Regions from separate parts of the Mus musculus genome. Here region 1 is linked to region 2. Evidence: chromatin contacts called from ENCODE Hi-C or POLR2A ChIA-PET data. All regions are on one chromosome and are shown on one strand. The core of a region is the stretch at or near the end of the contact, and the rest is flanking DNA. Distances in the headings are between cores, read along the strand shown. Region 1 holds the start of Lnx2 (ligand of numb-protein X 2). Region 2 holds the start of Foxk1 (forkhead box K1).

Region 1 (3,027 bases), core at 378-2,877, 4.7 Mb after region 2:
CATCAAGTCCTTCAGACCAACCATATGCACAGCAGATGATGTCGCACTTTATGGCTATAAGCATTTAGGATGCTCCCAGAGAAAGCCCGTGCCAATTTGAAGACTGCCTAGGATTTCTCTGGCACATTCTAGGCAGAAATGATTTTAAGTTCCCACATCACTTTGTTCAATTTCCTTTCAGGTAATGGACTAAGAAGTATACAGACACTGACAACTCTGGGCAAGAAATTCCCTTTCACCAAAGTCTGGAAAGCGGAGTAGACACGGAGTAGCTAAATGTTTATACAACGAAAAGGCTCAAACTTGAAGCTTAGAGGAACAAACCTTGGACTTAGTGGATGGACTGAATTAAAAACAATGTGACTCTAGAGCTGCTTTGACTTGGCCTACATTTGACCCCTTTGGGAAAACTCACATGGAATTTGGACAGGCTAAAACGGCAAAACCTTGTTAGCTCAACAATGATCTGCCGGCCAAATAGGACACTAGATTCCCCCATCTTCCTTCTTTACCTGCCAAAGTCCTTTTCTCCAAAGGTGGGTGGGTGGGGGAGGGTTTTCAAACCTATCAAAGCAAACAGGACTGACCTACTGAGATCCTGCGTCTGTGCTATGTCACTGAACAGGCTAGAGAAAACGCAAATTGTGTCCTGGGAAGGAGGCCAATGTCTAAGTACTGTGACTGAAAAGAATGTGACATTCTTAAAGTGAAGGCAGTTTGGATAAACTGGAGCTCACGGTTGCCTCCAACTACCCTTGCCATTGGTTTCTGGGCTTTTTTTTTTTTTTCCCCAAAGAAAAATTGGCGGGGTGTGGGGCACACGCCTTTCTAACCCTACAGCACTCAAGAAAGAGGCGGATCTCCGTGAGTTCCAGGCTAGCCAAGGCTACAGAGTGAGAAGAAGAAAAATTGATTCGATAAAGCCACGCGGAAGCGTCCTTAAGGCTCCTGGCAAACACACACTCTTAAATGCAAACGGAAATACTAGAACACTCCATTAAAAAGTCCTTGCGTGAAACGTGGCAGAAAGCTTTGAAAAGCCAGCGATGTCTTTCCCAAGAGGTGCTTTGTGCGCAAATGCTTCCAAATCGGGACTCATATTTTGGAAATTATACCCCCCACGCTCCCAAACATGTCAAATCTGAAGAGAAAGGTGAGAATTCCCCCGCAACAGGCTGGGGCAAGGAGGAGGGTGCCTCTCTGCTCATCCCTTCCAGGAAACAAAACCAGAGGGCAACTAGCTAGCGCCACTCTGGCTCCAGACAACGTGCAGACGCAAAGTGCAAGAACTCGTTCCCAAACCTCCATGTCTTGAAAAGCGAGAGGCGCGCAGACCTGCATCGGGGTTCCTGGAACCCGCACCCGCACCGGGCCGGGCCAGACAGCACGCGGCCCCCAGCGGTCCCCCAGATGGTCCCCCCTACCCTGACGCCACACCCCGTCACCGCCCGCACCTGAGGCGAAGTAACTCACTGAGGGAAAGCGGCGGGCTCCCCGCGGGAGCGCTGACGAGGACGCCGCCCGGCTCCGCTCCGCTGGGACTCGCCGCCGCCGATTTCCTGGCGAGAAGCAAAGTCCGGCCAAGACTTTACTTCTCAACCGCCCCTGCTGCCTTTCCCCTAGGGGGCGAGCGCAGAGGCCCAACCCGACACGCACCTGAGCCAATCAACGGCGGACAAAGGCGGGACTAAGAGCGGGCTCGGAGCCTCTCGACCAATCAAGGAGTTCGAGGGGCCGAGTCGGCCCTGCTCATCACCCCCGTGTTAGAGTGAGCGCGTTCCGCCCTCCGCCATCGCTCCCGGCCGGATTCTCCCTCTCAGACACACAGAGAAAACGCTCGGGAAGTGTCTGCGTGCACCCCTGGAGCGCCGCGCCGGGCGTGGGACAGCTGAAGGGAGGGGAGGGCTGCGGGACCAGGCTGAGGGAGAACAGGTGGCGGGGGGCGGCTGACGTGTAGGTGTGCAGGGCGAGGGGACAGCTGGGTGGGGCGGGGACCCAGCCTGGCCAGGGTCAGGTGGGAGCTGGGAGGATGCACCTGAGAAGAAGGGCGGTTCCTTGGGATCAAAGGGAAAAGGAGCTGCCAGTCCCACAGCGTGAGCTCCCGAGGAAGGAGGGCGGTGCTCCAAACTCTCACTTCTCTCGCAAAAGAAAGACCATCGCAGCCCTTGCACCTAGTGGAGATGTACATTTGCACCCCAGGGAGAAAAATTTTTAAAACCCACAGTATCGTCAGGAGAGTCATCTCTGCACAACAGTCTCTCTGCTTTTTCAAGGTGCCCCATGAAAGGCCCCTGAGGACTCAAGTCCTGGGAATAGCCAGCCCTGGGGCAGTCGGGTTCCTGGAGAGCCTAGCAGGCCAGAGATCCGACTCTGACTCTTTTTAAATAGCAGGTGTCTCGGGGCGACAGGTGAGAGCCTATGCTCTTCAGTGGCACTTGGGGACCGGCTGGCTGTGCCCGGCAGCTGGCTTAGCTTCCGCAGTTCCAGGTGAACCGTCCTGCCCGCGCCTGGGCGTGGTCGGGGGCGGGACCCGGTTTAGCCCCGCCCACAGAGGGCCCTGCCGCGCCGCTGCGGCTCCGCCCCCCTCCTTCCGTCATCCGCTTCTTCCGTCGGTGGTTTCTTCCTTCCTGCCTTGTCCCGCACCTTTCGCGACATGGGGAAGAGCTTCCATTTCGCCAGCGCCACCTGAGGATTTCCTGGAGCCGCCACCCCCACCTCCCGCGATGGAAGACGATCAGGAGCTGGAGAGGTAAGGGTGGAGGGGAAGAGTGGAGTGGGGCGGCGGGTCGGGCCAGCGAAGCGGGTGGCGAAGGGGCACGCGGCCGACTGCGGCCCGGCGTGGCGGCTAGGCCTGACCCCAGGCGCTGGGGAAGGAAGGAGAGAGAGTAGAGCGGGCCGGGTTGGGAAGAGGGAGGAGCCGTGGGTTTATTTGTAACAGAAAAGCCCAGAGGGATGCTAGCCATCCGGGAGGGGAGAGAAGTTGGGAATCATGCTGTAAGTCCCAAACTGCCACCACCCCCATTAGAA
Region 2 (2,828 bases), core at 221-2,720:
CTGTAGGTCTTTAATTCACGTGTGTATCATCTTTCGACATGAAGCTCACTGAGGGCAAGACCTATGTCTATCTCTATTCTCAATCATTATTTTTAGACATTCTTTTGTGTGTGTATGTTTGCACTTGTGTTTGTGTGTGCACGTGCGCCGGTGCATGCACAGGCGTGAATAACTGTGTGCTCCTTTAGCCCTGTTTTATTCGTGTTTTTGTTTTTGTTTTGAAACAGTGTTTCCACTATGAACGTGGAGCTCACTGATTGGCTAGGCAGGCTGGCCAATGAGCTTCAGGGATCTATCTGTCAACCTTTTACCCAAAGCGCTGGGAAGATCGAAGCTCTCAATGGGTTTTGAAGTCGGTCCCGGGGAATGAACTTTCCTGTCTTGGGGGATGAGTGCCATCAGGCAATTTACCAACTGTGTCAGCTCCTTCAGTCATTATTAAATGTGAGAAATCGAGTGTGTATGTGTGTGCATGCACTCGCGCGCTGCAGGTCCTGGGGGAAGACTTGGGGGAATTAGCATCCCAGTGCAGGACCTTAAATTCTCAAGGGATTCACATGGTGCCAAGTTCACCATTTAAGTGTTTTCAACTACCGTCAATCTTCGGGTGTCCACAGTCCCTAGAAACAGGCAGAACTGTTCGCCTTAAAAGGAGCAAGGGGAACCAGCTGTGGTGGTGCACAGCTGTGACTCCAGCAAGAATTGCGGAGCCTGAGCCGGGTTGGTCGTCAGCTAGAAGCCAATCTGGTCTACATACATAGACCCTGTCTTTAAAAAATGAATTTTTAAATTGATTTTAAAGGGCTAGGCACACACCTTAATAGCTACACTCAGGAAGCTGGAACAGGAAGATCATGAATTTGAGGCCAGCCTGATCTAGGTATTCAAAACCAGGCTAGCCTTGGTATGAGACAGGATCTCAAACAACAAAACAAGAACAATCGAGATGGTTCAGTAAATAAAGGTGCTTGTCACCAAGCTTGTCGACCTCAATGCCATCCTCAGAACCCCACAGGGTAGGAGAGAATAGACTGCTGAGAGCTGTCCTCTCTGACCACACAAACACACGTGCGCGCGCGCGCGCACACACACACGTGGTAAAGAACCACAAGTAAATAAATGAATGAATAAAATGTAATTTGCAACATTATACCAAACCAAAAAAAAAAAAAAAGCAAAGCACAGAAAGAGTAGCTGTGCAGAAACGATCAGTAAGGAGCAGAGACCATTTCAAGCATCCCTGGACTTTAAACTCCAGCCTCAATAGGACACCCCTAAAAACGTGATGAATCCAAGCACCCTTCGGGACTGGAGGAGGGGGCTCTGTGTCTCTCTGCACCCGCCCACCTCGAGTGGAAGCTGCGCGCGCAGCGCGAGGGTCCTGCGGTGTCCCGGCTCCGCTCCAGGCCACGATCCAGCCCGGGTTTCCGCGCGCGCCGCCCCGCCCCGCCCCGCGCCGCCTCGGCCGCCACCGGAGCCGCTCGGAGCTGCGCGAACATGGCCGAAGTCGGCGAGGACAGCGGCGCCCGCGCCCTGCTGGCGCTGCGCTCGGCTCCCTGCAGCCCCGTGCTATGCGCCGCGGCTGCGGCCGCCGCCTTCCCGGCCACTACGTCCCCGCCGCCGCCGGCGCAACCTCCACCCGGGCCGCCCGCGCTGCCCGCCGAGCCCGGCCCCGGGCCGGTGCCCTCCACCGTCGCCACTGCCACCACCACCGCGCCCGCCCTGGTGGCCGCGGCCGCTGCCTCCGTGCGCCAGAGCCCCGGGCCTGCCCTGGCTCGCCTGGAGGGTCGGGAGTTCGAGTTCCTGATGCGACAGCCCAGCGTCACCATCGGCCGCAACTCGTCGCAGGGCTCGGTGGACCTAAGCATGGGCCTGTCGAGCTTCATTTCCCGGCGCCACCTGCAGCTCAGCTTCCAGGAGCCTCACTTCTATCTTCGCTGTCTCGGCAAGAACGGCGTCTTCGTGGACGGGGCCTTCCAGAGGCGCGGAGCGCCCGCCCTGCAGCTACCCCAACAGTGAGTACTGCGCCACCCTCGGGTCACCCCTCTCCGGACCTGGCCTGAACCCCCTGGCCACCCCTGACCTCTACCCCGCCCAGCTTGGCTCCTTGTCACTCTGTGATCTCGACCCTGCTCAACCTGAACCCCCCGCCCCCCGGTCACCCCCTGAACTCGCCTCCGCCTGGTCTGGCACCTGGGTCGAGCCTCAAATTTCTTACCGTTCCCACCGGGTCCCAGCCCTTGGTCACTCCCTCCTCCATCTCGACCCTGCCAGGCCCTAGCCCCTCTAATCTCGACTCTATCCGGCTCTGATTCCCTAGCCATCTCCCAGTCTTGATCCCACCTAGCTCTGACCCCTGGTTACACAGATCTCCATCCCACCCGGCCCAGCTGAGCCTGATCCTTAAGTTACTGGTGATCTCACCCATCACCTGGCTCTGACCCCGTGGTTGTCCTGATCTTAATCACGACCCAACTAACCCTGACTCCCCAGTTAACTCATTGGGCACTGATCCCTGGATGGGCCCGACTCCCATTCAGCCTGAAATCCTGTCACCCTGACCCTGGACAGGCCTGAACACTTGGGTCCATTCTAACCCCTTTCTCTCTCTCTGACTCTGACTCTGACTCTGTCTGTCTGTCTGTCTGTCTGTCTCTCTCTCTCTCTCACACACACACACACACACACACACACTTACACACACACACTTGCACACTCCCCAACCCCATCTGTCTTCCACTCCTCCCATGTTGGAGTTGGCTACCCATGATCTCCAACCCTTTCTGAACCCAGCTTATCCCTAATCCCACCTGGCCTCAATACCTGGG

The links. A loop is a pair of places that touch in the nucleus more often than their neighbours do. ChIA-PET counts read pairs that join two places held with the same protein, here RNA polymerase II (POLR2A).
Region 1: a map of regulatory T cell shows a loop between it and region 2 (10-fold over the local background). The contact joins the promoter of Lnx2 here to the promoter of Foxk1 in region 2. A Hi-C loop is called at or near these places in 1 of 37 maps with a recorded cell type or tissue (regulatory T cell). POLR2A ChIA-PET finds 5 or more read pairs at or near these places in 1 of 5 experiments (Patski).

Annotation. Positions count from the first base shown.
Region 1 is chr5:147,074,945-147,077,971 of GRCm38, forward strand. It overlaps Lnx2 (ligand of numb-protein X 2), which reads right to left and starts at 1,628. Exons shown (of 10, transcript NM_080795.4): 1 at 1,474-1,628. It overlaps Polr1d (polymerase (RNA) I polypeptide D), which reads left to right and starts at 2,402. Exons shown (of 3, transcript NM_181730.4): 1 at 2,402-2,749. The coding sequence starts at 2,724.
Region 2 is chr5:142,400,027-142,402,854 of GRCm38, forward strand. It overlaps Foxk1 (forkhead box K1), which reads left to right and starts at 1,471. Exons shown (of 9, transcript NM_199068.2): 1 at 1,471-2,015. The coding sequence starts at 1,498.